Regions from separate parts of the Homo sapiens genome. Here region 1 is linked to region 2. A link is an interaction called in ENCODE POLR2A ChIA-PET data of the cell type or tissue named here. Cell type or tissue: A673. All regions are shown on one strand. Each heading gives the region's core, and the rest is flanking DNA. Links, peaks and the distances in the headings are about the cores only.

Evidence for each region. ChIA-PET counts read pairs that join two places held together with the same protein. Peaks named below come from ENCODE experiments on the same cell type or tissue, not always from the same donor. Only the 100,000 strongest peaks of a DNase experiment are listed, where the experiment ranks them.
Region 1: POLR2A ChIA-PET joins it to region 2 with 13 read pairs; 2 of 35 experiments call an interaction of 5 or more read pairs at or near these places.

The regions. Positions count from the first base shown.
Region 1 is chr2:26,341,753-26,358,343 of GRCh38, forward strand. SELENOI (selenoprotein I) reads left to right here and starts at 4,391. Exons shown (of 10, transcript NM_033505.4): 1 at 4,391-4,537. The coding sequence starts at 4,481. It overlaps ADGRF3 (adhesion G protein-coupled receptor F3), which reads right to left and starts at 5,037. Exons shown (of 14, transcript NM_001321971.2): 1 at 4,369-5,037. The coding sequence starts at 4,482. RefSeq lists enhancers at 3,856-3,995, 4,316-5,083, 5,196-5,295 and silencers at 4,206-4,435, 4,486-4,545, 4,606-4,655. In A673, for the core only: no CTCF peak of the experiment used is centred there; no DNase peak of the experiment used is centred there; H3K4me3 peaks cover 495 bases.
Region 2 is chr2:25,597,269-25,613,859 of GRCh38, forward strand. DTNB (dystrobrevin beta) reads right to left here. Exons shown (of 21, transcript NM_021907.5): 5 at 9,968-10,053. Among named protein-coding and RNA genes, the nearest start is that of DTNB, 68 kb to the right of the region's middle. RefSeq lists silencers at 4,579-4,628, 7,310-7,543 and an enhancer at 5,109-5,158. In A673, for the core only: a CTCF peak has its summit at 9,801 (motif pointing right); no DNase peak of the experiment used is centred there.

The sequences.
Region 1 (16,591 bases), core at 6,274-8,773, 740 kb after region 2:
CTTTCAGCATGCTGGAATTTGATTAAAAACTGACTTGTGAGCTGGGCGCGGTGGCTCACACCTGTAATCCCAGCGCTTTGGGAGGCTGAGGCGGGCAGATCACGAGGTCAGGAGATCGAGACCATCCTGGCCAACACGGTGAAACCCCGTCTCTACTAAAAATACAAAAAATTAGCCGGGCATGGTGGCAGGTGCCTGTAGTCCCAGCTACTTGGGAGGCTGAGGCAGGAGAATGGCGTGAACCCGGGAGGCGGAGATTGCAGTGAGCTGATATTGCGCCACTGCACTCCAGCCTAGGCGACAGAGCAAGACTCCATCTCAAAAAAAAAACAACTGACTTGTGATTTTTTTTTTTTAATATCTTACCATCAACTTGTAGAAGCATAGTGTAGTGGAAAATTATTCAACTAAAAGTCTGATGACCTGTGTTCCTCTTTCCTGGGTGACTTTTGGTAAGATATATTACTATTCTATTGTTCCACTCTATACAATTGGAACAGCCATCAGGCCCATGGCTCAGGATTGTTAGTCATGTGAAACTGCTTTGAGAACCAGAGTTTATGTGTATAAGGCATTCATTTTTATTTTAAAATGAGAACTAAATCAATACCTTTTTACAAACTTCTTTGGAAGACCCTGCCCATTTTTATGGCTTCAGTAACTTATATTGGAGTTATTAACTACATTAGTCCTTAATTAACCTCCAATATTTTTTGGCTGTCTCCATTTATCTGATACACTCTTATTCAGACTAAATAAAACAGGCACTCCAGGAACTTAAAACACTTTATTTTGGTTATATTATAAAAATAAAAATATTGTTTCTAGCACGAATTGATATTTTCTATGATTATTATTCTGGAAGGCAAAATGCCTGATCTTGAGTGTACAAGATGTAGAAGAAATAAACTTCAATGGATGAAGAGGCAGACATGGGAAACAAAGCAATAATAAACTACACTCAGGAATGTGGCGTGTAGAGCACAGATGGGAATAACAAGGCCAATCTAAAGCAGTCCGGGGCAGCTGGGCTGCCTTAGGGAAAAATGCCTCCTGGAATAAAATTTGGGAACGAGGAAACAGAAAGGTGACTTAGTTCCAAAGGCAAATTTGTTTCCATGACATTTTTCTCTTCCCACGTGACCATGCCTGCCGGGTTTAGGATTCACAGAATTCTGCGAAAATACAGTCATGCATCACTTAATGACAGGATATGCTCTGATAGTAAATACAAAAGCCAGTAAGACAGTTAGTTATTATCAAGTATTCAGTAGTGTACATAATTATATGTGCTATACTTTTAGATGACTGGCAGCGCGGTAGGTTTGTTTACACTAGCATTACCACGAACGTGAGTAATGCCTTGTGTTACAACATTTTGACAGCTAGGATGTCACTAGATGACAGAAATTTTTCAGCTCCACTATAATCTTAAGGGACCACATGTGGTCCCTCATTGACGGAAACATGGTTATATGGAGCATGACTAATATCTTAAATTTGTATGAATTTAATTGAACAGACTGGGGCCATATCATTGTAGGTAAGACAAGATTTCCCAGATGAGATGACTTAATCTCAGAGAAGTTATATGATATACAGTTTCACTGAATTTCAGAGATGAATAGGATCGTAGTACCTAATAGGTTCTAATGGATCGAATTAGATCTTAGGATCAAATGATCTTTTTTTTTTTTATTTTTTTGAGACAGAGCCTCGCTGTGTCACCCAGACTGGAGTGCAGTGGCGCGATCTCGGCTCACTGCAAGCTCCGCCTCCCGGGTTCACACCATTCTCCTGCCTCAGCCTTCCGAGTAGCTGGGACTACAGGTACCCGCCACCACGCCCGGCTAATTTTGTTTTTATATTTTTAGTAGAGACGGGGTTTCACCGTGTTAGCCAGGATGGTCTCGATCTCCTGACCTCGTGATCCGCCCGACTCGGCCTTCCAAAGTGCTGGGATTATAGGCGTGAGCCACGGCGCCCGGCCCAAATACCCTCTTTTTGAAAAAGAGTACTGGGGCTAAGTGAAGTAAGTTGTCTGAGATTACACAGCCAGTAACATGTCAAAGTATAAACCAATTTCTGGGTTATGCTTCAGCTTATAAATTATCAGATGAATTTATAATTGATTCAAACTTGTTACAACCTTATGCAGAGAAGCAGCAAATTGTAACTGCTTTCACAAAATTAAAAGTTACTGTTTTAAAAAGTGCTTTTAAAGAAAATATCAGAGGTAGAAAACAATTTTAAGAATCAATCATGTCATTTTGAGTTTGCTTATATCTGAACTGATAAACAATAAGTGCAGTTTATAAACTATTATTAGCTTGCACTGAAGTCACATTTTATGGCTTTCCACAATTAACTAAGTTTTACAAGTATGAAGGGTTTTTTTGGTTTTGTTTTTGAGACGGAGTCTTGCTCTGTCGCCCAGGCTGGAGCGCAGTGACACAATCTCGGTTCACCGTAACCCCACCTCCCAGGCTCAAGCGATTCTCCTGCCTCAATAACCTGAGTAGCTGGGACTACAGGCGCGTGCCACCACACCCGGTTAGTTTTTGTATTTTTAGTTGAGACGAGGTTTCACCATATTGTCCAGGCTGGTCTCAAACTCCTGATCGCAAGTAATCCCTCCACCTCAGGCTCCCAAAGTGTAGGGATTACAAGCGTGAGCCACCGCGCCTGGCCGAGACTCTCATTTCTAATGTTCTTCTCAAAACTGGTACTTCACAGCATATCAAAGAGATCTTTGCTCATTCATTCAATAAAATACGTTGATCATGTATTATTTGCAAGCCCCCTGGGTTATGGAACATGGGGAAAATTAAGATGTATAAGATGCAAATACTGCCCTCGAGGGCAAGTGTGATAAAGGACACTGAAGTTTATTGGTTGGCGGGCGCCCATTCTTCAAAAAATGCAAAAAATTTAGCCGGGTGTGGTGGTGTGCGCCTGTAGTTCTAGCTACTTGGGAGACGGAAGCAAGATCACCTGAGCCAGGGGAGGTCGAGGCTGCAGTGAGCCGTGATCACGTCACTGCATTCCAGCCTGGGTGAGTCAGTCCCTGTCTCAGGGGGCGGGGAGAAGCTTATTATCTACCATATACCAGGTATAAGATTATCTATTACTTTCTAAGAATCATGCTTTAGGAGGGGAGATTAGACATGTAGTAATAATACTGTGTTTGGCATATCTCGGGTCCCCAATAAATAGTTGTTAAACGAATGAACATAAAAGTATCTCAAAATAATCGCCCTTATTTCAGAGACCCAGAGAGACTGAAAGGCTCCCTGAAGTAGTGGTTTCCCATAACACAGAACTCATTTCATGTTGGGTCGATCATTTCCGAGCTTCGTAACTAAGTGACTCTGGGCAGGCTGCCTAATCTGAAAAAGGGGATAATGCCTTTCACTTCAGTGTTGTTATGGGGTTGATAATGTATGTGAAGTTCTCCCCACAGAAGGCGCTCAATAAAAAGCAGCAACTATTATAAAATTTTATTAGTAGATACTCACTAGCCATTGATCTAGTGTTTTTTGTTTGTTTGTTTGTTTTACAATTAACTGGGCTCCAGTTATGTAAAACACCTCTTGCAAACGCATTTAAGGACTCGTCGAGACTGAGAGATCACTGCTTTTATCTGGTCGGGAGACACCAGCAATCTTAATTTGGAACGGTTTGATAGAGCGGAGTGCGATGAGGCGGTCCAAGGTTCCTAAGCAACATAGACCTGAGGGGCTTGTCTCCAATGTCCTTTCACCTGTCTTTCAAGTCCCTCTGCTGACCGCACAAAGACTCCCGTGGCCCCGGCAGCAGCTCGGCCTTCTCTACATCTAACCACGTTTACTAAATTTCTACGGCACGCAGCGCACCGCACCAGGAGCTGGGAGCGGCTCGCGGTACAGACCTCCTTCCTCTTTTACTTCGCTGCAGCGGGAGAACTAAGTCCTCTTACCTGAGGCACTGCTGAACTGGTTCGCAAGCAGTCACTCTACCCCCAAGACTAAAACGGTATACCCCAGATCACCACGCAAGTGCGGATACCACAGAAATCCCACCTTCCCCCGGGACCGGGAGCAAAGCCCGCTGGGAAATTGACCTTTCACCCCCTCTCTTGCCTTACCTCAGCTCACCAATTTTGACGCTAGCAAATGAAGCGACGAAGAGAGCTGGAAGGCGGGACTTAGTGTTGCCTGATCCACGCCGATTGGACAACAGCAGTGTCGGGGGACGGGCCGCTCGAGCGGGCTAGCAACCCCCCCTCGATGGGCGGGGAGAAGCGTGGGCTGCGCTTGCGCACTGAGAGGCGGCCGAAGGGGCCGAGGCGGCTACGCGTGCGCGGTGGGCGGAGCGCGGCTCTCCTACCTTCTCGGGCAGCCCAGTCTTTGCCATCCTTGCCCAGCCGGTGTGGTGCTTGTGTGTCACAGCCTTGTAGCCGGGAGTCGCTGCCGAGTGGGCGCTCAGTTTTCGGGTCGTCATGGCTGGCTACGAATACGTGAGCCCGGAGCAGCTGGCTGGCTTTGATAAGTACAAGGTACCGCGGGCCGGCGGATGCCCCTCTCCCTGCTCCCGGCCTCGCCCAGGCGGCTGAGGGGCCCGCGCGGCGCGGTCCGTGTCACCTTGTGCCGCGTGGCTCCGGGCGGGCTGGCGGGCGTTCCTCCGGAGGTCCTGCGGGTCCTGGGGATTGGGGGTCGGGGAGCGTGGGAGCATCCTAAGCCCGCCGCCCGTAGTCGGCACCCCCCGGGAGATTTCCTTTTCCTTAGGAGAGCGCTCAGTGATCATGGAGCGAGGGAATTCCCTTCCTATTTTTTTTAAACTTATTATTTTCGTAAGCCCCCGAAAGGATGGAGTTCCTTCTGTTGTGTCAATCGCCTTCATTTTAGTGAAGTTTCCACTCGCCTGTCATGCATACAACTTCGGAGGAGGAGATGATCGTTTGGCAGATGAGGCCCGGGAGGGGAGCGACTTGCCGATGCCATCCTGCTGATGTCTCCACTTCTGCTCCCGGCAGGGACTTCCTAAGCGGCAGCTTGTGGCGCTAGGGCCACCAGATGAAAGGGAGGTGCACAGGAAGGAGCTGTGGAGTGGAAAGAGCGCGGGCTTTCGAGCACATACAAACCTGATTACAAAAGTCAGATTTCTTTATTTCGTCTTGGGCACGTCATTTTAACCCCGCTCAGCCTCTCTTTTGTGTATGAAACTGAAAGTAATAGCTTCTGCTGTGCAAAATGATTAGAGGAATTTGTGAAGCGCTTGGCAACATACTAGGACCCCAGTAAATAAATGCGGGTGGTTAACTTTCCTCCAAATCTGGTTCCCATCCGCAGTTCCTTTACCAATGAATGACTCTAACCATCCAGTCGACCAAGCCTGAAATATGGGCTTTAACCCTTCATCCTTGTTGTTACCCGTTCATCTTCACATCTTAGCTTAAATATTGCTTCCTCAAAGAAGCCCTCCCTACGTGCCCCTTTCCCCCTTAAATGTGCGCTCTGTTCGTTTATGGAATTGCTGCTTTAGCGTGTCTCGCCATTAGAATATAATGCCCAACTCATTAGAGTTTTCTTGTGGACCATCATGGCTTAAGCACAGTGCTATGTGCATACTAGGCACCCAGTAAGCATTTGTGGAATGAATGAATAACTGAAAAAGTCATAATGGATTTTGTTTAACTCGAGTTAAAAAAAAAAAAAGCAAGGGTCCTTAGAAGGTCACATAGCATGTTTCTCTGCTTTCAAGCCGTATTGTGCCATACCATTCTGAACCGAGGTGATGACTTGTCTTAACATTTTAAGTGGAAAGAGGGTCCAGAGCCTTCTTGGTAACTCGGGCCAGTGCTTTTCAACTTTCATTTTAGAAGGCTGTTAACCCAGATACCTCCTGTTTTGCCTTAAGCTCTACTCCCCTTTTGTTGTCTGTTCTGCAGGGTAAATATTGACATATAAAACATTTTCTTCCTTACTAGGGTCTGACTTTCTAAGTGCCAATAAAATAGCTATTTCAATGGGAGCAGTGTTTATAATAGGAAATCTCCTTTTTCTTATAAAGAATCTTCCCTAGATTTATATTTTCAACTAAATAAGTGTCTTAATTTACTAGAAGTTTCGTGTAATTTTCTGTTCTGATCTTTCCCCCTTTTTTATTATATAAGTTCCTGTATCTGACAGCAGATGACTTCCTATCATCCTGGAAAACAAAGGTCGATTTAGCAAGCGTCCAATGTTCACTAAAATAGTTTGTTGATATCATTTTAGTTATAATGAGGCTTCCTTGGGGAAAAAAAAGCACACATTTATAACCTAAATATTCTTCTATTGCAATTACTCAATACTGCATTTATATTAAAATTATGAATCCAGTGGTATCCAAAGGAAAAATCCATGGGATCAGTTTTGCTTGAACACAAATCTCACAGATCTTTTTTTCTTATCGTTGCGTTCCCCTTATGTTGTCTTCAGATAGTAAGCGCTTTATAAATGCTTATTTTAAAAAGTCTTTTTTCCCCATAAATGGGTAAAGATTGAAAACACTCAAAAGATATTTTGTATTCCCTCATGTGATGCTTTATAAGAGGGATGTAAAGAAGAACTGACACTACAAAAGCAGTTGGTGGAAAAATTACTTTTGAAGTAGTTTAATTTATCTTCCCTAGAGGTATATCTGAGAGCTACAGTTGGAAACCTGACAGATATACAGAATAACTGCTGAAAGGGGTGCACACGGGGAGTGGAAATTAGGTTTCTGAAGCAGGAAACTATAAGACAATTGATTTTTGGTATGGAAGAGCGTGGGATGGATTCTGTGTTATGTATTGACACTTGCATTCGCTATTGTGTTACTTAACGCAATTGTATTAAACAGTTAGTTGACTATTAGTTGAATGTCTACTTTCTCTTTTAGGACGTGAGCTTTAAGAGGGCAGGCCCTATGGCTGACTTTTTTTTTTTTTTCTTTAATAACATGACTGAGGTCTAGCACAGTACCATGAACAGAGTAAGTGCTAAACAAATATTGAAGGAATGAGAATGTAAAAGAATCAACCATTTTGGAAGTATGGTTAAAAAAAAAAAAGGAGCTCTATGTCTGGATATTGAAAGGGTGCTTTTGTATTTTAAATGTGAAGATATCAGGTTTAACTGCCATTGTTCTCTGTTGCTTATTAACTAAGGTAACTTCAGAGAATTATACTGAAGGATTTCAGCCTTATTTTTGCCTCTACCCATCCTTTGTTTTGGACAGGCTTTTTTTTTTTTTTTTTTTTTTTTTTTTTTTTTTTGGAGATGGAGGTTTGCTCTTGTTGCCCAGGCTGGAGTGCAATGGCGCGATCTCAGCTCACTGAAACCTCCGCCTCCTGCGTTCAAGCGATTCTCCTGTCTCAGCCTCCCGAGTAGCTGGGATTACAGGCATGCACCACCTCACCTGGCTAACTTTGTATTTTTAGTAGCGGTGCATTTCTCCATGTTGGTCAGGCTGGTCTCGAACTCCCAACCTCAGGTGATCCGCCCTGGCCTCCCAGAGTGCTGAGATTACAGGCATGAGCCACCACACTTGTCTTTTTTTTTTTTTTTGAGATGGAGTTTTGCTTTTGTCGCCCAGGCTGGAGTGCAGTGGCGCGATCTCAGCTCACTGCAGCCTCCGCCTCCCGGGTTCAAGCAGTTCTCCTGCCTCAGCCTCCTGAGTAGCTGGGATTACAGGCGCCTGCCACCATGCCCGGCTAATTTTTGTATTTTTCTTTGAGACAGGGTTTCACATGTTGGCCAGGCTGGTCTCGAACTCCTGACCTCAGGTGATCCACCCACCTCGGCCTCCCAAAGTGTTGGGATTAAAGGCGTGAGCCACCGTGCCCAGCCCTTGGACAGGTCTTTATAGTTGAGGGATTTTTCCCCACTTATCTAAGGGTGAAACTGCAAGTTGGTTTTTTTTTTTTTTTTTTTGTCCTGGTTTGCTCATCATTTGGGAAGGCAAAGTTTTAATTGATAGTGTAGCAGCTACTTTGAAATTGTATCATTTTGCCTAAGGGAGGAAATATTCTGTGAAATATCTTGTTTGGTTGGTTCGAGAAAGTTATTTGTCTGGGCACAGTGGCTCATGCCTGTAATCCCAACACTTCCGGAGGCTGAGGTGGGAGGATGGCTTGAGGATAGAAGTTGGGCAACATAGTGAGACCTCATCTCCACAAAAAAAAAAAAAAAAAAAAAAAAAAATTAGCCAGGCATGGTAGCACGTGCCTATGGTCCTAGCTACTTGGGAGGCTGAAGTGGGAGGATCAGTTGAGTCTGGAAGTTGAGCTGCAGTGAGCTATGATTGTGCCACTGTTTTGCAGCCTGAGCAACAGAGAAAGACCCTGACTCAAAAAAAAAAAGTGTGTGTGTATAAATATATATATAGTTTCATGATGAACTGGTTTTTGATATTATGGTAATTAATTAACTTGGCTCTCAACAACAGCCTGATTATAGGAATCATGATAATTGTGAATTTATTAGTATTACAATTAGAGGTGGTAAAGAGAGATTGTGTTTGCATCTTAATGGTAATACTAAAGAACCAGAATCTGGCCTTTAACCTTACTAGTTCCTGAAAATTTCATAAAAAATTATTTTCATTCTTATCTTTTTTTAGAGACAGGGTCTTGCTTTGTCGCCCAGGCTGGAGTGCAGTGGTGCGATCATAGCTTACTGCAGCCTTGAATTCCTCAGGTGATCTTCCTCCCTTGGCCTCACAAAGTGCTGGGATTATAGGCAGGGGCCACCGTGCCTGGCCATCATACAGTTTGATTTTGTTTATTCAACAAGCATTTATTGAGGGTCTACTCAGTGTCAGGCATAGCATTTGGGCTGCAAAATTAAGCTAAGTTGAAATTCTTGTCTTCAAATAACTCAGTTTGGTGGCATGTGAACATGTAAATGAACAGTTATAAAAAGTTAATAAGTCCAGTTAGGCAAGTGCTGGCTGCTATGGAAGAGGAGAGGAGGCAGCTTCCAGGGAGTGGGAGCTAGAGTTGAGAAAGCCTTCAGGGGATGGAGGTGAAGGCAAAGCTCAGTCTAGAAAGATGAATATGTATATTTATATTATATAGAGAGAAGGAGAGAGAGAGAGATGCTGCTCCATTTATGATGGGTTTCTGTTCCTGATAGACCTATTGTAGTCAAAAATACATTTAATACACTTAACCTACTGAACATCATAGCTTAGCCTAGCCTACCTTAAATGTGCTCAGAACACTTAGATTAATTCGCCTGTACTTGAGCAAAATCATCTGGCAGTGCAGTAGAGAATTGGTTGTTCACTGTTTGTTTGTTTTTTTTTTTTTTTTTTTTTGAGACGGAGTCTCGTTTTGTTGCCCAGGCTGGAGTGCAGAGGTACAATCTCGGCTCACTGCCACCTCCACCTCCTGGGTTCAAGCAATTCTCGTGCCTCAGCCTCCCGAGTGTCTAGGATTACAGGCACGCACCACCACACCCGGCTAATTTTTGTATTTTTAGTAGAGACAGGTTTCGCCATGTTGGCCAGGGTGGTCTTGAACTTCGGACCTCAGGTGATCCGCCTGCCTTGGCCTCCCAAAGTGCTGGGATTACAGGCATGAGCCACTACACCTGGCCTGTTCACCCTTGTGATTGCATTACTGACTAGGAGCTGTGGCTCGCTGTGCTGCCCAGAATTTTGAGAGAATATCATAGCACTTTCTACCGAATGCGTGTTGCCTTTGCACCATCGTAAAGTTGAAAAATTACGAGTGAAACTGTCATAAATCAGACTGTACTACCAGGTTAAGAGGGGAGAAAGGCATTATGGAACAAGAGAGCAATGGAGTGTAAAGTGATGAAGGCCTCGGTATTTTCTGGGAACCACAAGAAGTTAGATAAGGTCTTTAGACATAATGGTGGAGTGGCAGGAGATGAGACTGGAGAGGGAGGTGGGGTGCTGTCAGAGGGGAATGATTTGATGTAAAGGACTTCTGGATTTGATCCTGTAGATCACTGTGTGGTTCAAGGACTGTTGGCATCAGAATCACTTCGGGAGGGTCTTTAGCAAATTCCTGGCTCTCTTTGGGAGATACAGATTGGATAGATTGCGGTTATTTCCATCTTTAACAAATACCTCAGGCCAGGTGCAGTGCCTTAGGCCTTAATTCCAGCACTTTGGGAGGCCAAAGCAAGTGGATTGCTTGAGCCCAGTAGTTTGAGACCAGCTGGGACAATATGGTGAAACCCAGTTTCACCAAAAATACAAAAATTAGCCGGGTGTTATGGCGCATACCTGTGTCCCAGCTACTCTGGAGGCTGAGGTGGGAGGATTGCTGAAGCCTGGGAAGTCAAGGCTGCAGTGAGCTGAGATCACGCCACTGCACTCTGGTCTAGGTGACAGAGTGAGACCCTGTCTCAGAGAAGAAAAAAAAGCCAAATATCTTAAGTGGTTCTTAGGCACATTATAGTGCTATAGGTTTTGGGGAGCCACTGTTTAAAATTGAAATCTAGACAGGATCACATTTCAATTTTAGGAAGCTCACTCTGGCAGCGTGTAGAAGATGGAGAGAGATAGAGGTGCTCTGGAGGCCTTTTAGGATGCTTCTGCATAAAACTAAGTTAAGAAATGTCAAAGGCCTGAACTAAGGGGTGGGGATAAAAAGGAAGGAGTGGGGATTCTAAAGATAGACGTCAAAACAGGTTGACCTGCACACTGAATTTAGCCAACAGTTATGTTTAATTTGGCCCACACTTGCTTTCTTTCAAAAATTAGTATCTCTAGCCGGGTGCGGTGGCTCACGCCTGTAATCTCAGTTACTTTGGGAGGCCGAGGCAGGTGGATCACGAGGTCAGGAGTTCGAGACCACCCTGGCCAAGATGGTGAAACCCTGTCTCTACTAAAAATACAAAAATTAGCTGGGCATGGTGGTGTGTGCCTGTAATCCCAACTACTTGGGAGGCTGAGGCAGGAGAATCGCTTGAATCTGGGAGGTGGAGGTTGCAGTGAGCCAAGATCGTGCCACTGCACTCCAGCATGGGAGACAGAGCGAGACTTCATCTCAATAATAATAAAAAAAATTAGTGTCTTTCTCATAAAAGTCCAGATTTCTGGATTCTCTTGAAAAAAAAAAAAAAAACCAGAATATTGGACTATACTGGCCCTGAACTTCCTCTTGACAAGAATCAGCTGATGCTGAATAGTGCTTGCCCTCTTTTTATTTGCTCTCTAATTTGCCACTTCTCTACCAATGCATATGCTTTATGCAGGAATGCTTTGTTCAGTTTACCTGCTAGATCCCTGTGATCCTTGATTTGAAGATACAAGATTGGCAGAACATGGTGACTGACTAGCTGGAGGTGGTGTAGAGGGCCACATAAAAGACGGGGAGGAGTCTAGGATGACTCAGGTTCTGGTAGGATGACTGGGTGGATAGAAGTGGTAGTCACTGAGGCAGGGTTTTATGAAACAGCATACTGTTTTATATATATAATTTTTTAAAAAAATACAATAGTGTTTTGCACAGGTCACTTCTCTTGGATGGGACCACATGAAAGTGTGGCTTATGGACTTGGAATTAAAACAAAGAAAACTTGTAAAGAAATCTCATTTGTGAATGAGTTGTCCTCTATTAGAGGACATTTCTGTAAAAATTTCAAAGATACGAACACTTTTCCTTTTAGAGCCTCAATAGAACATGAGAAATTCTTGATATTTTGATTTTCATTTATTATGACTACAAGCTGACTACAATACAATATGTTAATTATGGCATTGCCTGGATCCATTACAGTTAATTGAAGCATAACTTATCTTTAATTGTACCTTTGTCACCTTGACTAGATTTGGGGAACTGCCCTCTGTTCCCTGTAAGTACATTAATAAGGCTTGAAATGTATTCTAGTTGTCTTAGATAGTGATTTATATATGTCTGGCAGAAAGAATTATTTCTGCAGTTGGCAGAGACAAGAAGGATGGGTGGAAAACTGCAGAAGGGGAGAGATTTAGTGGTAAGAAGATGGCTACTACATTTTTAGGTGCTATTTGGAGGAAACATCTTGAATTGGATCTTTTACTGCCTTCTGAAATAACAGTTCACTGATGATGGCTTGTTTCTCTAACTGCTGTAGTGCTTAAATATTAAGAAATTCTTTGCTAAATAAGAGTTTGCCTACTGCATACGGGAAACTCGGGGAAAGGTGTGCCATTCAAAGACACCCGTGGGAACCAAGGCACAGAGACTGGAAAGACCCTGGTATGTTAGAAGCACAAGGAAGTGGCGGGTGTGTAAGTGACCAGGCCGAGCCTTGGGAGCTCAGTGAGGGAAAGCATTATCATCATAAATACTGAATAACAATAATAATGATAGCAAACATTTATATATTGTATACTCTGTGCCAGGCACTGCTTTAAGTGCTTTATGTGTATTATCTCATTTAATATTCACAACTGCCATCTGAGAAAGAGGTACTATTTTCCCTGTTTCACCGAGACACTGAAAATTTAAGTAATTTGCTCAGGGTCCCACAGCTCGTAAGTGGTGGAGCTGAGATTTGAACTCAGGCAATCAGTCTGGAGTCCATGTTCTTCCTGCTATTCTGCCTCTCAAAACTAAGAGTGAAATATAAACTCTGCCTTGTAGGTACTGGCTGTTTGTTTTTGTTTTTTTGTTTTGTTTTTGTTTTTTCGAGACTCTCGCTCTGTCGCCCAGGCTGGAGTGCAGTGGTGCGATCTCGGCTCACTGCAAGCTCCGCCTCCTGGGTTCACGCTATTCTCCTTCTTCAGCCTCCCGATTAGCTGGGACTACAGGCGGCCGCCACCACGCCCGGCTAATTTTTTGTTTTTTTTTTTTAGTAGAGACGGGGTTTCACCGTGTTAGCTAGGATGGTCTTGATCTCCTGACTTCATGATTCGCCCGCCTTGGCCTTCCAAAGTGCTGGGATTACAGATGTGAGCCACCGCGCCTGGCGGTACTGGCTGTTTTTGTGTAAGATATATAAACATTAGAATAAAGACCTTCAATGGCATGCTTAATTGGATGTGTATCTAATGTACGCAGATGGGGAAAATGTAGTGGAAAAAACCTGATTTTGTTTACTCTTTCCCTGGTTTAAAATTATTAGTAGGGGCAAGCGGGCCTGAATTTACTAGTCTTGCATTTAGTTGAGCATAAAGACCATTTCATTTATGATTAGCTCTATTTGAGATAAAAGGCTTTTGATTAAATAATTAGCTTTTGGACTAATATTACGTTAAAAAGTTTCCACATACCAGCTGTGTGATACTTAGCAGGTAACTTAATCTAACCAGGTTTCCTCATCTGTGAAATGGAGTAGTACCTACCCCATAGGATAATTCTGAAAACTGAATGAGTTAAAATTTATAAAGTGCCTGGCACATAGTGCTGTATAAGTGCTGAGTAAATAAATAAAACTTGACATTTGTGATTCCCTGCACAAATGAACATTGGCTAGCATATAATATATCCACACTTATACACATCCCTGGTGGTTATACCAAGAGAAACTATTTTCAGATAGGAAGTGAAGGGTGGCAACGTAATGGACAGCTGGAAAGAGTAATAAGGAGTCTGTCTAGCTTGGGTCCCCCAGATAGTCTTTGGCTTCAGATTTCTTCTGAAAAGAATAATTATATGTAATAGCACAGAGACAATAAATAATTTTTCTCAAATACTGCACCCTATTTAAGAGTCAGCAGTGGCTTCCATGTGTTTGATATCCAAATTCCTCAGCAAAGATTTCAAGTTCATTCACTAAATGACGCCTCCTTTTGCCATATCTTCTCATCTTGTTAGAGCTTACTTAAAGTCTAGCAAGCAAACCTGTTTGTCATCATGACTTGCTTGTATTTGTCTCATTGCTCTAATTCTCCAGTCTCCTATTGCCACCCTCCTCTCTCCGACTTGTTAGATGTAAACGACGGTATTCACTGAAATTAGATCTCCTTGCTCAATGAGTCATGTTCTCTGTGGGCGTAGTTCTTCAAGTCTCTCTCTCTCTCTCCCTTTTTTTTTTTTTGAGAGAGTGTCTCGCTCTGTTGCTTAGGCTGGAGTGCAGTGGCACTATCACGGCTCACTGTAGCCTCAACCTCCCCAGGCTCAGGTGATCCTCCCACTTCAACCTCTCAAGTAGCTGGACTACAGTCATACGCCACCACACCTGGCTCATTTTTGTATTATTTTGTAGAAATGGGGTTTCTCTGTGTTTCCCAGGCTGGTCTTGAAGCTCTGGGTTCAAGCTATCTGCCTATCTCAGCCTCCCAAAGTGCTGGCATTATTGGCGTGAGCCACCTTGCCTGGGTGAGCCAGCATTCCTGGCCTCAAGTCTTGTATTGATTAAAAGTACATTAAAAAACTTTTTATTTCTGTCCTAGGGTTAATTATCCTTCCCCCTACTTTTTTTGTATTTTAAGTTTAGCGATGTTTTGTTTTAATTAGAAATAAGATCTCCCTCTGTTGCCCAGGCTGAAGTACAGTGACATGTCATAGCTCATTGCAGCCTCAAACTCCTGGGTTCAGGTGATCCTCCCACTTCAGCCTCCTGAGTAGCTGGGACTACAGGCGTGTACTACCATGCCTGGTTAATAGATAGTAGAGCATTACTTGGGGCAGTGGACTCAGTGTGATTACTAAGTTGTCCAGAGCTCAGTATTTAGTGCAAAGATGTGTCAGTTCAGTTTTCTTATTGGTACATAGAAGGGATTTAAATACATGTATAAAGGACATACTTTTAGGTCCAAGAAGGTGTTTTCATAGTTTTCCTTATGTTAGAGCCAATTTCCTTCTTAAATTAAGGGGGACTCATTTCTAATCTTCTCAAAAATGGACACTTCACAGCATATTTAGAAAGTATTTTACAAGTCATTGTACTGCTCCTAGACTAAACCCATAATTGTCACTTGCCTGATAAACTATAATAGTTTCTAACTGGTCTCTAGTTTGTACTTTACCCCCTTCAAGTCCATTTTCTACATCATGTTCAGAATGGTCCTCTTAAGGACCATTTTTTGTTCTTAGAATAAAATCCAACTCCCTGTGGTCCTGCCAGGTGATGTCTGCCCACCTTTCCAGTCTCATTTTATATCACCCTTCTTTATGATGCTGGAGCTCCATTGGCCTTCCTTCAGCATTTCTGATACTTCTGTTGGTGGTCTTTGTACATGTTATTGTTCTCCTGCCTTGAAGGTGTTTCTTGGCATGTATTACATCCCTACCTCCACACACACACACACGTGAGTCATACAGTCTTTCGTTTTCTCTCTCTTTTCCTTTTTAGGTAAAAATTACATATAAATACTGTAATACATTAAGATCTTAAGTGTATAATTTACTGCTTTATTACATGTGTATATACCCATGTAACCACCACCCAGCTCAAGATACAGAATTATTTCTAGTGCCTCAGAAGGTCCCCATCAGTCCCTCTCACCAAACTACTGTTAGGACTTCTTTTGCCATAAATCAATTCTGTTTTTGAACTTCATATAAGTGGAATCTATGAAAGCACATTGTCTTTAGCCTTCCACTCACTACTGTGTCTCATACATTCTTTACCTGACTGCCTTCTCATCTAGGACTCAGCTTAAATGTCGCCTTCTAGAAGCTGCCTCTGACCACTCTGACTAGGCACACTTCCTGCTCCACTTGTTCTCTTCTTTTTTGGGAGCTGGTTACCATCTTTACTAGCCTCCTAAGGCTGCCATAAAAATTACCACACACTGAGTGGCTTTAAACAACAGAATTTTAATTCTCTCATAGTTACGGAGGCTAGAAGTGTAGAAAAACAAGGTATTGGCAGAGCCACACACCCTCCAAAAGCTCTAGGCGAGAATCCTTCCTTGCCTCTATTTCAGCTTCCAGTAGCTCCTGGCCTGCCTGGGCCTGTGGCAGCGTAACTCCAAGCTTGCCCTCCCTCTTCATATGGCCTTCTTCCCTGTGTTTCTGTCCCCTTGTCCTCTTCTTACATAATACTCGGATAATTCCCTTTGTAGTATTTATCACAAATTGTGTACATGTGGTTATTTTTTAAGGGGTGTGGGGAGCAGTGTCTTGCTTTGTTGCTGATATGCTTTGGCTGTGCCCCCACCCAAATCTCACCTTGAATTGTAGCTCCCATAATTCCCACGAATTGTGGGAGGGACCCATTCGGAGAAATTGAACCATGGGGGCGGTTTCCTCCATACTGTTTTTGTGGTAGTAAATAAGTCTCATGAGATCTGATGGTTTTATAAGAGGAAACCCCTTTTGCTTGGCTCTCATTCTCTTTGCCTGTCGCCAAGTAAGACATGCCTTTCGCCTTCCACTATGATTGTGAGGCCTCCTCAGCCACATGGAACTGTGAGTCCATTAAACCTGTTTTTCTTTATAAATTACCCAGTCTCAGTGGGGCGCAGTGGCTCACGCCTGCAATCCCAGCACTTTGAGAGCCCAAGACGGGAGGATCTCTTGAGGTCAGGAGTTCAAGACAAGCCTGGCCAACATGGTGAAACCCCATCTCTACTAAAAATACAAAATTTAGCCAGGCTATGGGGTGCACATCTGTGAGGCTGAGGCAGGAGAATCGCTTGAACCTGGGAGGCGGAGGTTGCAGTGAGCCGAGATCGC
Region 2 (16,591 bases), core at 8,764-11,263:
TACAGTGAGCCGTGATGCCATGATCACACCACTGCACTCCAGCCTGGGTGACAGAGTGAGACCTTGTCTCCAAAAAAAAAAAGAAAAGAAAATTCATATTCTATATATTCACAGTGAAGAGGTATAGTAGAGATCTATACCTATTTAACAGACATATGTAATATACATACATGCATTACTTTTTGGATTCAATTTTGGGGAATTTATACTGAAGCATCAGGTCAAAAAAAATTTCTGAATACACTAATTAAAGAAAGATAAAATGTTAGGTTATTGATCCACAGGGCAATTTTTAAGGCATTAGAAAAGAAGAAATTACCAAAGGAATGAAAATCTTCAGTGTGTCCTCTCATGACAGCTGCTAGTTTACAGTTGATGGAAAAGTATTAAATACCCATATGGGGGAAAAAATCCAGCAAGAGACTAAAAGATGACCCTAGTAGAAAGTAAAATAAATTAATTAACAAATACATATTAAGTTCCTATTATGTGGTCCAAGTGCAAGCGCTCTGTTAGGTGTTTAGAACCATAACAGAGAAAGATGACAAATGGTCCTTATCCCCCAAGAAACTTTCAATGTAGCTGGAAAAATAAGATACACATGAAACAGAGAAGAATTTGAGCTGACAACAGAAAAAACAGAGGCAAAAAGATACATGATAAGCCCCACCATGTGCTAGGCGCCACTTCAGTTAACTATGCTGAGCTGCCAGTAGCCACATTATCCTCTTCTTCCTTAGTAACAGAACACTAATTTTATTTTGTGCAGTAATGTACCAACTAACAAGTTGCAAGTTCCCAGCAAGTAGCGGTCATGTGACTAACTTCTAGCTAAAATGAGCTTGTAAGCAGAAGGGTTGTAGGGGACTTCCAGAAGACTAGGTAAACAAACCTAACTGAGCCAAAAAAGCAGGCCACTTGTTCCTTATTCCCTTCCTCCTTCTTCTACCTGGAGTGCAGCTATGATAGCTGGAGCTCCAGCTGCCATCTTGCACTATGTGGTAATCTCAATCTTGATATAGAAATCACTCTAGAATGGTAGGGGAAAAAAAAGACAAAGTGTGAATCCCAGATGAACATGAAGTTACCATACTGGCCCTGGACTACCCACCTCTGGACTTCTTTTATGTGAGAGAAAATTAAACCTCAACTTTGTTTACGATACTGTTATTCCGGGTTTTTGCTCTCATGCAACAAACTCTAACACTAAGCATTACTCTACTATTACAGCTTAGAAAGGTTAACTTGCTTAAGGTCAAAAAGTTCAGAGGCCAAATCAAGTTTAAAACCACACCTATCTGACTCCAAAATAAATACCATTACACCACACTCCTTCAAAATATAATTTAGAATAGATACAAAAACACATAAGCAGGAATTGTCAAGTTCTAAAATAAAGACATTTGGAAGCTAGGCCTTGAAAGAGAGGATCTGGAATGATGGGGTCAAAACAGGTTGAGGATAGGGACTGGGGGGCACTAAAGAAGAGTAGGATAAAAGTCTATGACAGGAGCATGCAGCCTGTATCTCTTACCGGTGATAAGCAGGAAACAGGGTATTGAAGAAAAAATTCTACAACAGCCAATTTATAGTGAGAAAAAAAGAAAAATAAAGACTGAATAGGAAGAGTATTTCTGTTATAAAAGAAAACGATGAAAGAGGGAAGCAATCTGGATTTAGCTTAAAAACTTTTAAGTAGAGATCAAATTTTTAGAAAGCTAGGTTTCAAGGCAATTAGACTGTTAATGACCGGCACACAATGAATAAAAGAAAAAGAATGGAATTGGAGACACCAGCTAGGAAACCTTGTAAACAATGCACAAAGGAGGTTGTGGGGGAGCCTGGATTACAGCAGTGACAGTGTGTGCGGGGACAGGGGAGGCCAAGTCCAAGGCATTTCAATGCAAGGAACTGCAGTTGATGGCAAACTAGATTACGGAATAAAGGAAGTTTAAAAGTTAGGATTATTTTAAGTTTCTAGTTTGGGGAAATGATGACAAATCCTGATTGACATAAGCAAATCAAAGATAAAGATATTACACTTAGCTTTGAACATTACTGTTTGAACTAACTAGCAATTTTTTTTTTTTTTAGACGGGGTCTCACTTTGTTGCCCAGGCTGGAGTGCAGTGGTGTGATCTTGGCTCACTGCAAGCTCCACCTCCTGGGTTCACACCATTCTCCTGCCTCAGCCTCCTGAGTAGCTGGGACTACAGGCGCCCGCCACCATGCCCAGCTAATTTTTTGTATTTTTAGTAGAGACGGGGTTTCACCGTGTTAGCCAGGATGGTCTCAATCTCCTGATCTCGTGATGCACGCCTCGGCTTCCCAAAGTGCTGGGATTACAAGTGTGAGCCACAGTGTCTGGCCCAAACTAGCAAATTTTTAAGTGGAACTACCATGCAGACAGTTAGAAACAATATTTGACCACAGTTCTAGACTGCAGATAGAGAACTTTGAAAATGTTACCAATGATATGAATAAATGATGCTCTTCAAAGGAGGGAAGAACATAAATGATTTAACCTTTAAATAGCTGGCTGCTGGTCAGGCGTGGTGGCTCACACCTGTAATCCCAGAACTTTGGGAGGCCCAGGCAGAGGAGAATCGCTTGAGCCCAGGAGTTCAAGGCCAGCCTGGGCAAGATAGCAGGACCTTGTCTCTACAAAAAATAAAAAAAATTAGCTAGGCATGGTGGCAGGTGCCTGTACTCCCAGCTACTCAGGAGACTGAAGGGGGAGGACCGCTTGAGTGCAGAAGTTGGGGGCTGCAGTGAGCTCTGATCATACCACTACACTCCAGCCTGGGTAACAGAGCAAGACCCTATCTCAAAAATAAATAAATAGCTGCTAGTCTTACAAGGAGGAAAATAATCGTTCATTGAATCTGAATGAAAACAAAGGGTCAACATGGGAGGTGGCAGACACTGCCAGGTGCCTCAGTATCTTCTTCCCCTTCTCGCTCACTAGCTGAGCCCGACTGCTGGGAATGACTATGTGCCACTTAACGAATGACTTCTCAGCCTCCTTTGCACATTGCAATGCTGGAGTAGATGTCTGGAAAACCCTTTGCTTTCTTCATAGAGGCAACTCTTTCTTCCTTCTGCCTGGAGTAAGTACAGAGGCCTGGGATATGGCAAACATCTTTTGATCCTAAGGACGAAGGCCATATGGCAGAAGAAAGACGGGAAGAAGTGAAGTCTGTGAGGACAGCCATAAGTCAGGGTACCAACTTTGAACTTCTCAGCGTTTGGACTTATTTTTACATGAGAAAAATAAATCCCAATCTGCTTAAGCCACTCTCAGTCAAGTTTTCTATCGCCACTCTGTGTATTCATAACTAATTAACTAATGAGTAATTAACCTGTGGCCACTAGTGGTGGAAATATTCAGGACCAGTGACTTTAGCTTTCAAGTACATTAATATATATATGTATAGCTTCACAATCACAAAAATGTGTAGGTATACACCCACACCAACGAATCTATACCTAACTCATTCAGAGTAATAAAAAGGAGTGACTGGATAGTAAAATGACTAACCACTCCCACAAAAAAGTATTATTTCAGTTATACTTAGTTACTACGTCATATGAATAGATTCAAAGTAATACAAAATTTTTTATTCATAAGAAACTATAACAGGCCTATATTACAATAAGAGAAGTGGAAACATGTCTATTTGCTTTAATGAGACATACTGCTAGACCCCAAAACTGAAGGCACAGTGAAATAATTCATTACTTCTTGAGTTATGGGTTTAAAACAATTTTTTTGTGAATAGGCTTTTATCTCTAAGAAAAACAATTTAAAAATGATTGCTAATTCTTAAATCTTAAATGAAGTTTAACAATCAACCTAAGTTATTGTGATTTACCTATGTACATATAAAAGGATCTTATCAAAGAAGTGAATAAAATAATAAAATTTAATGAAAATATTTTAAAAATTAAACTAGTACTCTAATTAAATAAAGCCCTAAACCCTCCTGGTATTAAGGGACTAAATTACTTCCCACATCCCCAGTTAATTTCCCAAGTAATTCTCTTTCTATTTATACACCTCTGAAAGTATGCTAATTCCCTAACAGTTATTTCCAGCTAAAAAGGAAGCTTTCTCCCTTGTGAAAAACCCACAATCAAGCCCTTAAATGTACATGTGTATGCAATTTTTAAAATATTCTATAATATCTTTTGTGTAATAAGCAAAAAAATGCTAGTGAGCCACCATCATCACATATGTCTTGATTTTTTCCTGGTGATAATGACCCTAGTTTTACTGGCTGGATCTATCCATCTATTTCAACTCCCCTTTCATCCCCACATGACTAGCCACCTATTTTTTTTGCAGATGAAAGGGCTGTTTAGACTGAAGAAATGAGTCTATAAACAGAAAGCCATTTTCTTTTACATGTTTGCTTTCCCTGGCAAATGACTCTCATCGCCTGTCATCTTTCTACCAGCTCAGCAACCTAACCCACAAAACCATGCACACACATCTGTATGTTGATAAATACCTAAACACAACTAGGCCCGAGTGCATACTGTAGTTCGAAACTCATTAATATGCCACTGGCGGGGTGCGGTGGCTCATGCCTGTAATTCTAACACTTGGGGAGGCCAAGGCAGGTGGATCACCTGAGGTCAGGAGTTCAAGACCAGCCTGTCCAACATGGGGAAACCCGGCCTCTACTGAAAATACAAAAATTAGTCAGGCATGGTGGCACACGCCTGTAGTCCCAGCTACTTGGGAAGCTGAGGCAGGAGAATCACTTGAACCCGGGAGGTGGAAGCTGCGGTGAGCCGAGATCACACCACTGCACTCCAGCCTGGGCAACAGAGCAAGACTCCATCTCAAAAGAAAAAGAAAAAAGAAAAAAAAAAGAAACTTATTAATATGCCACATCATTAAGCTGCAATGAGGCTGGAGGGTGGGAGTCTGCATGCCTTGGGCTTCTGGTGTTGACTCAGCCAGGAACCACCTGAGACAAGGCTCCAGACCTCCTTTGGTTTTTGTTTTCCTTTTTCTTCTTTTTTTCCCCTTATTCATAAAATACATATTTAAGGCTTATCTTTTACTTCCTTCCATTTCTAAAACATTTTGGTTATCTGAAAAATGTAAATCTAGCCATCACTCATTTAGATTAAACAGTCACTTCCATCTACTGAGGAGAAGGGATGGTTAACAGAAACCAGTGAGGATAATTATGCAGCCATGGGTGGTTAAAAAACTACAGCAGAGGAGTCTAAAATCTGAACAGGTGAAACTGTTTAACTGTAACTTCAAAGGGAGGCCCTTCTACAGTCTGCTAATGAAACATGAAGGAAGCAAACAGTTGAAACATCAGTAGGAATAGTCAATTCTGACCAAAACAGAAAGAATCTCAGGTCATCTTTTCTCTGACTGCTGATAGTGTGGTCTATCAAAAACATGCAAAAAGATAAATAATATAAATTATTATTATAAAACCATTGTGTTAGAACCCAGAGAAAAACCCCTGTTATTATTTTGGTATATTTCTTATTTTCTATGTGCACAGCAAATTTTTGTTTAAAACTACATTACACTTATGCATTTTGATCTAAAACCTATTTTTAAAGGCATTATATTCAATCATGTGGGTGTCCCAAAATTTAACTGAGTTCTCACTTTTGGACACTAAAGATGTTTCCAGTTTTCATATAAGTGTTGCAATATACAAAAAACTTGGGGTACACTTCTGATTAATTCCTTAGGATAAACTCAAGAAGTAGACTGAGTGAATGAATATGAATCTTTTTAAAGCCTTCCTGATACATATTGTTGAACTGCCTTTCAAAATAGTAGCACCAGCTTTTTAACGAATTTTAAAATAAATTTATGAATCTTTTGCTCCTTTTAGTGCAACCAGATGCAATTTGAATAAGGAGACTAAATTTCTTCGAAAACAAATAGCAGAATTAAAGTAAATAAATTGCACAGTCAAATTAATTGATAATTAAGCATGTTTTAATACATAATGGGCTTTACAGTCTACAAATTTTGTTTCCTTGAGTTATATTTTGGGTTTCTGACATTACTGAATTTTGATTGTGCTTTTAATTAAAGTCCATATTCCGATTATAAATCATTGGTATTTAGAATCCTGATAAAAGTTACCTCCGAATCTAGGACATAGTCTCTAATGGCCACAACAATGAACCATCTCTGTAAATGAATGCTACCTGGAGACAGAAACTCTCTTAAGACAAATCTGAAAAATCTAAGAAATGTTTTAAACAGAAAGTACAAATATTTGTTCAGTCATTCAAATGCTATCTTGATACTAAAACCAAAAACCCCATGTCAAATAAAAAAGGTAGAGAGGAGAAAATCATAGGAAAAATTCTAAGAAAGTAAAAAGCAGGAAGATCAAAGCAGAAAAAAAAAAGTAGAAATGCTAAAACATTCCATAAATGAGAAAACTTAATATAACAGGAGCATTAATAGAGGTAACAACAGAGAGTCCAGTCAGTAGAAGGAGGTTGGAGCAAACAAGAAGAACCAAAACAATGGAATAATTAGGTATGAGAAAGTGAATAAACAATCAAAGATCATTTGCTGTTACAATACAGTGTTACTTCTCTCTTTTGGCTGCACAATTATTCAGCCACCTCAACTAAGTAGGACATTGCTGAGAACCAGAAAACAAGGAGGGAAAGGTTCTGAAAATAGCCAAAGCTAACAATCATACTACACAAGCTCAAGTGCTTCTCTCATAACAATCACTTTAAATCCTTATTTTAAATAGAATGCTAAGAGGTTTGGTTATTACTTCTCTGTCCGTAGCATATTAAAAGTAGTAAGTCAGAAGCAAGGAGAGATTTCCAGAGAGTGGAGCACCAAAAACACATAACATCATATTTGCCAGTGATAAAGGACATACACAAACCACTGCCGCCACCACCACCACCACCACCAACAACAACAAAAAACTCAAGAACTGAAAAAGCATAATAGTCTCAAAATAGGAGGAGTAGACAAACCAAGCTTCACAATCAGCCCTAAATCCTAAATGCATCAGAAAATGGCATCCTTAAGAGATGAAAATGTTAAAAGTATAATCAGTGAGTTCTCGTTTCTTTCTTTTCTTTTTTTTCTCTCTCTCCCTTCTTTCTCTCTCTCTCTCTCTTTCTTTTCTTGAGACAGTCTCACTCCACTACCCAGGCTGCAGTGCAGTGACATGACCATAGCTCACTGCAGCCTCGAACTTCTAGCCTCAAGTGATCCTCCTGGCTCAGCTTCCTGAGGAGCTGGGACCTCAGGTATGTACTGCCATGCCAAACTAACTTTTTAAATTACTTTTATTTTTATTTATTTATTTTTTTGAGACAGTCTCACTCCGTCGGCCAGGCTAGAGTGCAGTGGCATGCTCTTGGCTCACTACAACCTCCATCTCCTGGGCTCAAGCAATTCTGCCTCAGCCTCCCGAGTAGCTGGGATTATAGGCATGTGCCACCATGCCCAGCTAATTTTTGTATTTTTAGTAGAGACAAGGTTTCACCATGTTGGCCAGGCTGGTCTCAAACTCCTGGCCTCAGGTGATCCACCCCAACCTCCCAAAGTGCTGGGATTACAGGCGGGAGCCACTGCACCCGGCCTTAAAATTGCTTTTATAGATACACAGTCTCACTACGTTGCCCAGGCTGGTCTCAAACTCCTGGCCTCAAGTGATCCTCCCACCTCAGCCTCCCAAAGTGCTGGGATGACAGGCATGAGCCACTGCACCCAGCCAAGTTCTGTTTAAAATGGAAGGGGCAAGCCACATTTTAAAGTGTTTTCCACCTTGGAAGATTAAAAAGTAGAGATAGGCTTCCCTACCCAAGTATTTTACTTATGTTGAACATCTCAAGCCCAAGCCAAGATAATTACAGTACAACAAAAATAATGAAACAGACCTACAACTAGCAGAGAAACTATAATTTTTAGCAAGGAAAAGATAAACCACACTTGAAATCTACTTGAATCAGATAAACACAGTGATTGGTAACCCAGCACAGTCTGTATCACAGCCATCCAAACACTATTGCAATGACTTGGGGTCCTGAGCATGCTGACATGTCACCTTTGGCTTGGCCCGTGGGCTTTTGCACCACTTCAATCTTGGTCACTTCGTGTTCCTCCAAAAAGTTCAGAAGCCACATCAAAAAAACTGCTATCACCTGGATCCCTTCCAAACCGAGAACTAGAATTTGCGCCTTTTCACTAACAGTTATAACGCAGAACTGGAGTAATTTTATTATTCAATCAACAATTTACATTTGACAAAATTTTAAGTATTTACCATATGCCAGGTGAGCTGGCTCTATGTAAATATAGTAGACTTTAAAGAAATTTAAAGATTCCAGAGTCATCTAGAATACAGTTAATTTTCTGCTAATGTATTTTTCTACTACTGTATTTTTCAACCAGTCTCCCCAATATTAATAAAGATGGTATATATATTCTTTATCTGGTATCAGCATCATTAAAAATTAGACAAGACTACAACTTTTCTTTGTGTTTGATGAAATATACTTTCATACATATTATCTTCCTCAGAAAAACATATTTTTATATTTTACAAAAATATAAAAGGAATTTCAGCCCAAAGAATATTTTGGGATATACCATGTGAAAAACCTCAGAAGAATATTTAAATAAAACCATAATTCTTATTACCAAAAACATGTTCTATATTGCAGCTAACTTTGAAATGAAGATAAACTGGATAACAGTTGACCAAATACATTAAGATCTTTCTTTGGAATATCTAAATCTATATCTAATGGGCCATCTAGCTTTCCAACTTTCAGTGTCATGGTAAAGTAAGAAAAAGCACAAAAAACAAATACACCTATGAAGTAATCTTGCCGAAAAACTTGTATTAATACTTGAATCTGATCAAACCTCTGTATCTTTCAATTTAAAAAAAAAAAGGGCATGGAGGAATATTGCAAGGACTCAGTCATCCAAATCCGGGCTCACAGGGTACCACACTACCACACTACCTCATTAAGACTTCAGTCTCATCCCTTGAAAGCTGGCATCCAGTTTCCTACTCTGTGGCTACTGCTTTATGGCACTCTGAACACTGTACTGAAATTACACGTGTGTCTCCTGCTACAGCACTAGCACAGGGGAGCACAATCACATAGCTCAGAACAGGGCTCTGACATCTGAGTTAAAACCCCAGCTTTGCCCCCTTGGTTAACTCATCGATAAAATGAAGAAAATATCACCTGCTGCTCAAAGGAATTTTAAGGATTCCATGAGAAAATACATGTAAAGCACCTAGCACAATTCTTGGCATATCTTAGGGAGTTAATAACTAATAACTGAATAAATAAAAACCATAAGCAGCAAAATTAAATAGTTGTGAATTTCATCTCTTTTGATTTCATCTAATCACCTTCTTATAGTATCTAATGAATGGTAAAATGCCAAAATGACTAATGGTTAAAAAAAAATTAGCAAAGATAACAGGAATTTTTTTAAAAAAACAGGTCATCAGCTTCTAAATAACTGTGGCTGACTCTAGAGTAGTAAGGAATAATGTAATCACAGCAAACATCACCTGATGAAGAATGGAGTTATTAAGAGCTAAACCAGACCGAACTCAGTAAAAGCAATCAAATTTACTTTAACTAAAAGTTCTCAATATAATCATTTTCAAGCATAATTTTAATAATGTGGAAAACATTTCTAAAATAAGTTTTTAAATGTCAGCATTATGATTCTGAGTCTTTTCCATTTTCTCACTAAAAAGGACTAACAATAAATTAAATTAACCAACTTTTCCATCTGAACAGTAGGTGGCATAACTCACCTACTGTGAGCCAGCTGCTGCAGCGTGAGTGACATGGTAATTTTTTTAAAAGCTCAATATAACATCATTCAAAATTCTGACAATATTCATTTAAAAGTCCTAATTTGAAAATGGCATTTTTCAAATAATATGAAAATACTTACATCTCAATTTGTCCAGCATTTTTCCACCACACATGGTTGCTAACATAGCTTTAACTGAAAATACCGTCAACTTGCCTCGGCCCTCACTGCAAAATAAATTATATTAGAAATAATTGCTATCTGAAACCACAAAAGGACTCGAATGTATCACTAAATACTGAGCAACCCAGTAAGTTGATTCCTGACCTTGTCTGTTACAATTTTACCACATTTAGAAACCCTGGATTTTTTTTTTTTCATTTGTAGAATTAAGACTTCACCTATGCTAGGTGAAGAATGCTAAAGCTAGCCTGAATTTTCTGGAAGTTTTAGAAACATTCTATGTAATTTCTGTTGGCTATGTAGCAGAGGTCAAATGGATGAACCTGAAGTGAATTTCCTATTAATTAAACCCATTAAATCCACAGCTGTAGTTCTTAAGTATTCAAAACTGAGGGGCCACCTGGTTTGAATATAATTCAGAAACATAACCTTACATCAGGATATTACAACAATGGTTTCTTGTTACATACTAAACAACAGGGTGCATCTTACTATGAAGATTTTATAGTACATTCATCTTTGTTTTTACTGTAACAACCTTTATGTTACCACGTGTTTATTCTAAGAAGCTCAATCACACCTGTCTCAGATCTTCTAATACACCACTGTAAGAAAAGTGAAGAGGAAGGGATAGTAACATTAATTCTTCTTTAGGAACTGGAAAGACGAAATGTAGAAGAACATAAATGAATCACCTAAGGTAATGCTGCACACCACCAGCAGAACCAAGACAATATCACCGAGGCCCCTGACCCAAAGTGTCCACGGCTTCATTCACTCAACTATGCCCTGGTTTCACAGCAGATAAAAACTTCACTAGTTGGTTGTTAAAGTTATCACAGGTAAGCCAAGAATGTGCTTTTTGTGTTAATTTTTAAAAGCTTGTGTTCACAATGTTTCATTGTAACTTAGAGTAAAACACTTTTGCAATAATGAGAGCTATACCTTCTTTGTTTAGAAAAAGAATGTATCATCCTATTTATATCCACAATGGTTCTAATACAGTGTTTCCCATTTTCCACACTGTCTTTATATACAGAAAGATCACACCTGAAAAAAGGCAAATAGCCTATACGCTAGAAAATTATCTGTGAAAACACCACCAGGAAATATCAATATTTGTTACAGTTGAGCTTTTAACTATAACATCTCCTTGAGTTTATTCATAAAACAAAATAGGAATGACTGCAACTAGCTAAAATTAGAATGGGGTTTTTAAAATATATTGTTCTTCAGAAATAAAGATACAGCTCCATGTACAAAGCAATATGGCACCCATAAATAAGGCATATTCCTGCATCAAATATCTACTGCATTATGTAAGAAAAGCTAGTGGTTATAAGATAGATCATTAGGTTAAAAGGAATGGGTTTCTAAGACTGATACAGAGCTTTTACAGTGGACTTTCTTTTTTGACACCAAGCACTTGAAAGCTGAGTCTACATTTAAGCACACCCTACCTTATGGGACAAGTAGACTTTCCACTACTAAAGTACAAAGAAGGAAAAAAAAACATATATTTGCTTTCTCATCTTTCTCTGAAACTAGGATAGGGGCACATAACAGAGCTCCACCAATAAAATGCACTATGCTAGATTTCAAGGGGGTAAATATTAACTTGGAGAAGCAGGAACTCCAGAAGAATCCACCTAGTGGGGATGGCAGCAGTAGGGGCAGCTACATTCAGTGTTCTGGGGCAGCAGAGATAATGATTCTTGGGGCAGCACCCAGAGCCCAGCATCAGTGGTGTTTGGAGCACAAGCAGCAAGGTCTGTGGCCAGAGAGGTGTCTTCATGAGAGTTCTGTGCAATCATTTTGCACTATGTTCCTAGCAGTGTAGTTTTCAAGCCTACTTTCCCAACCTACTTACAGAATCTGTGGGTCACCCTTTTAATTAATTAGCCAGAGATGGTATCTATTACTTACAACTAAGAACTCTGATGGATACAGCTTCTAACCTGAAGTAAAGTGGCCCACAAAGATGAAGCAACAAAAGAAACTATTGCTGAAGTCCAGAGTGGGATTAAGAATGCCTGATGGGCCGGGTACAGTGGCTCACGCCTGTAATCCCAGCACTTTGGGAGGCCGAGGCAGGCAGATCACCTGAGGTCGGGAGTTCAAGACCAGCCTGACCAACATGAAGAAACTCCGTCTCTACTAAAAATACAAAATTAGCCAGGTGTGGTGGCGCATGCCTGTAATCCCAGCTACTCAGAAGGCTGAGGCAGGAAAATTGCTTGAACCCAGGAGGCGGAGGTTGCAGTGAGCTGAGATAGCATCATCTCTTGTTGCCTGGGCAACAAGAGCGAAACTCTTTCAAAAAAAAAAAAAAAACTTGTTATATATGTTGCTATGCATAAACATTTCCATAATAGAATGTACACACACACACACACACACACACACACACACACACACACACACACACACAAAATTAAAAATACCAAGGCTTAGGCCCAACCCTTAGAGATCCTAATTATTTGGCCTAGGGTGGGGCGTTGACACTGGTAATTCTTAGGAGTTCCCCAAGTGATTCAAAACAGCCAGAATTGAGAACCACTGACCCAAAACAAATCAACTTTATAAAAAGAAAAGAAAAAAAGACACAAGAGAAAAAGGGAAGCTGCATTCACATACACAAAATAGACATGGAAGAAATACAAATGACTATTAAGTGCATGAAAAGACACTGACCTTAATTAATAATAAAAGGAACAGAAATCTCAAAAATAATGAGATAAATTTTGTAGATGTCATAAGTTACTGTTTCCAAAGACTGTCCTCAGTCTAAGCAGTGTGAAGTCTGACTTAGGTGAACTATATTTTTTTTGTTGTTGTCTTGTTTTGTTTTGAGACAGGGTCTCCCTCTGTCGCCCAGGCTGAAATACAGTGGCGTGATCACAGCACACTGCAGCCTCAACCTCCTGGGCTCAAACAATCCTCCCACCTTCGCCTCCTGAGTAGCTGGGACCACAGGCACATGCCACCACACCTGGCTTGAAAGATTTTTAAAGAAATAGTTTAGCTACACTTCCTTTTATTTTGTAATGTAATATTTATCACTTTCATAATTGATTACTTTTTAAATGATCACTTTAAAGAGAGAGAGAGTATATGTGCCAGGAAAAAGTAAGTAATCTCTCTGGTTTTATATAATTTTAAGCTCTAACCATGATCAACGATTATGCCTTTAGTTAATTCTGTATGGTATCCTTTTTAACTTTTCATTAAAGTATAATGAACCTATAGAAAAGTGCATAATTCATGAATGAACTTTCACAAAATGTTCCCTCATGAACATTTAAAGTTCACTGAATGAACTTTCACAAAATAAATACCCAGGTAACTAACCAGCACTCAGGTCAAAAGACAGAACATTACTAGCACCCAGAAGCACCTCTTTCCTAAACCCACTTCCCACCGTGGTAACTTCTATCCTTTTTTTTTTTTGAGACAGAATCTCTCTCTGTTGCCCAGGCTGGAGTGCAGTGGTGTGATCTTGGCTCACTGTAACTTCCACCTCTTGGGTTCAAGTGATTCTCGTGCCTTAGCCTCCCGAGTAGCTGGGATTACAGGTGCACACCACCATGCCCAGATAATCTTTTTATTTTTAGTAGATACAGGGTTTCACGATGTTGGCCAGGCTGGTTTAGAACTCCTGACTTCAGGTGATCCACCCACCTCGGCCTCCCAAAGTGCTGGGATTGCAGGCGTGAGCCACTGCACCCAGCCCAGTAACATCTATCCTGACTTCTAGTATCATAGGTCAGATTTGGCAGCAATTGAACTTCATACAAATGGAATCTTACAGTATGCACTCTTTTGTGTCTGGCTTCTTTCACTCAACAAAATATCTACAAGATTTTTTATGTTGTTACATATATTAGTTCATCCTGCTATGCAGCATTCTGTTGTATGAATATACTGCATTTTATCCATTCTCTTACTGAGGGATATTTTCAAACTCTATATTTTAAACTATTCGATGAGCAGGACAAACAAAACATGAGTCACTGCCTATACTATAGGTACAAATAAATACTTGTTGACTTATTGATATTCCTTACTAAAAGAAAGAAAAAAAAGCTGCTTGTGGGTAAAAGTGAAACCAGTGGCACAAGAACTGATAACATTCTAAGGATTATATACAATCAGCCCTCAGTATTCATGGGCAATTGTTTCCAGGACCCCTGCAGATACCAAAATCCACGGATATTCAAGTCCCCTCTAGAGTTGGCCCTCCATATCCATGGGTGTCTGAATCCACACATGGGAATCTGCAGATACAGAGGGCCAAGGGTACTGGCAATGCTGAGGAGTTTGAAAATAATCTAGAGGGAAAAGCACAGCACCTTGGAAATGCCTTCAAGAAGAAGTCCGTCCTTAGGATCCTATCGACTTCTAAAGTGATTATATCTGGGAACTGTGGCGCATGCCTGTAGTACCAGCTACTCAGGAGGCTGAAGCAGGAGGATCACTTAAGTCCAGGGGTTTGGGACCAGCCTGGGCAATACAGTCAGACCTCATCTCTAAATAGAAAAATAATACACTAAAATAAAGTGATTAATGTTGGTCTAATACTTAATAAAGGAATTATTAAGAAAATAAGTCTGAATATCCCTGGAGTTATTTGGATAGACCAAGCAGAAGAATTAATGTAATTCTTTCTTTCTCTCTATACCAAGTAGGCCCTTTATCAAGAGACAGCACATTATCTAAACACAGAAAAAGGAGAGAAATAAAGGGGGTAGAAAACTGTTCCATTCTTTTCACATGGAATTTACACACTCGAGAAGCCTAAAATGATGTTTTTGAATGTGCATATTCATAGTCATTTTTTGCAGCATGTTTCTAATGGCAAAAGACTGGAAATAACCAAAATGTCCATTAATAGTGAAGACTGCTATCACAAAAAGAATAAGAAATTATATATGAAAGACAGAATCATATGCAAGGCAGACTAAGGGGAAAAAAGCAAGGTATAGAACAAAATAATTGTTAGAAGGTTATCTAACAACTATGTTAAAAAAGAGAGAGAAAAATAATATATTTGTTTGCATATGTATAAACTATATGTGACAGGATATTGAGAAAATAACAACACTGGTTGCCGCCAGGGTGGGAAGAAGACAGCCTAGAGAGAGGAATGAAATGGTGGGTAATTTCACATTGTAAGTATTAAAAATGCTTATACTAGAAAAGAAGAAGGTTCTCAAATCTAACCCTCCAACTTAAGACACTAGAAAAAGAACAGAAAATTAAACTCAAAACAAGAAAAAGGTGAAAAATACTATAAATAAGAGCAGAAATTAATGATGCTGAAAACAGAAAAATAGAGAAAAATATCAATAAAACCAAAAGCTGCTTCTTTGAATGGATCAATAACAATAGAAATCTCTTGCCAGACTGACTAAGAAAAAAAAGAAGACACAAATTACCAATATTAAGAGGGGATATCACCACAGGTTCTACAGACATTGCAGAAATAATAAAGATTATTTAAAAACCTTTATGTCCATGAATTCAACAACTTGAATGAACTAGATATATACAGACTACTCCTTGAAAAACACAAACCACCAAAGCTCACTCAAGAGAAACAGATAAACTGAATAGACCCATATCCATTACAAATTGAATCTACATTTTAAAGTCTTCCAAAAAAGAAAGCTCCTCATTCTGAAGGCTGTACTGGAGATCTCTAAACATTTAAAGAAGAAAAACTGCATTTCTACTCACTCTTCCAGGTAATAAAAAAAGGGAAGAAACACTTCCCAACTCTTTTTATAAGGTCAGTATTATTCTTTTTTTAATAATTTCAACTTTTATTTTATTCATTTATTTATTTATTTGTAGAGACAGGGCCCCATAATGTTGCCCAGGCTGGTCTCGAACTCCTAAACTCAAGTGGTCCTCCTGCTCTAGCCTCCCAAAGTGCTTGGATTACAGGCATGAGCCACTATGCCCAGACCAATTTTTATTTTAGATTGAGGGAATACACGTGCAGGTTTATTACATGCGTATATTGCGTGATGCTGAGGTTTGGGGTATGAATAATCCTATCACCCAGGTAGTGAGCACAGTACTCAACAGTTAGTTTTTCAACCCTTGCCCCCTCCCTCTGTCCCCACTCTAGCAGTCCCCTGTGTCTACTGTTCCCATGTTTATGTCCATGAGTACCCTATGTTTAGCTCCCACTTATAAATGAGAACATGTCGGTATTTGGTTTTCTGTTCCTGCATTAATTTGTTTAGGATAAGGGTAAGGCCAGCATTATTCTGACACTAAAAACAAAGACATTACAATAAAAGACAACAAGTCAGTATCTCTAATGAACATAGTTACAAAAATCTTGAACAAAATGAGCAAATCAAATGTAGGAAAAAAAAAAAAAGGGACAGGCCGGGTGCAGTGGCTCACGCCTGTAATCGCAACACGTTGGGAGGCCAAGGTGGGCGGATCATGAGGTCAGGCGTTTGAGACTATCCTGGCCAACATGGTGAAACCTTGTCTCTACTAAAAATACAAAAATTAGCCGGGCGTGGTGGCGCTCACCAGTAATCCCGGCTACTCAGGAGGCTG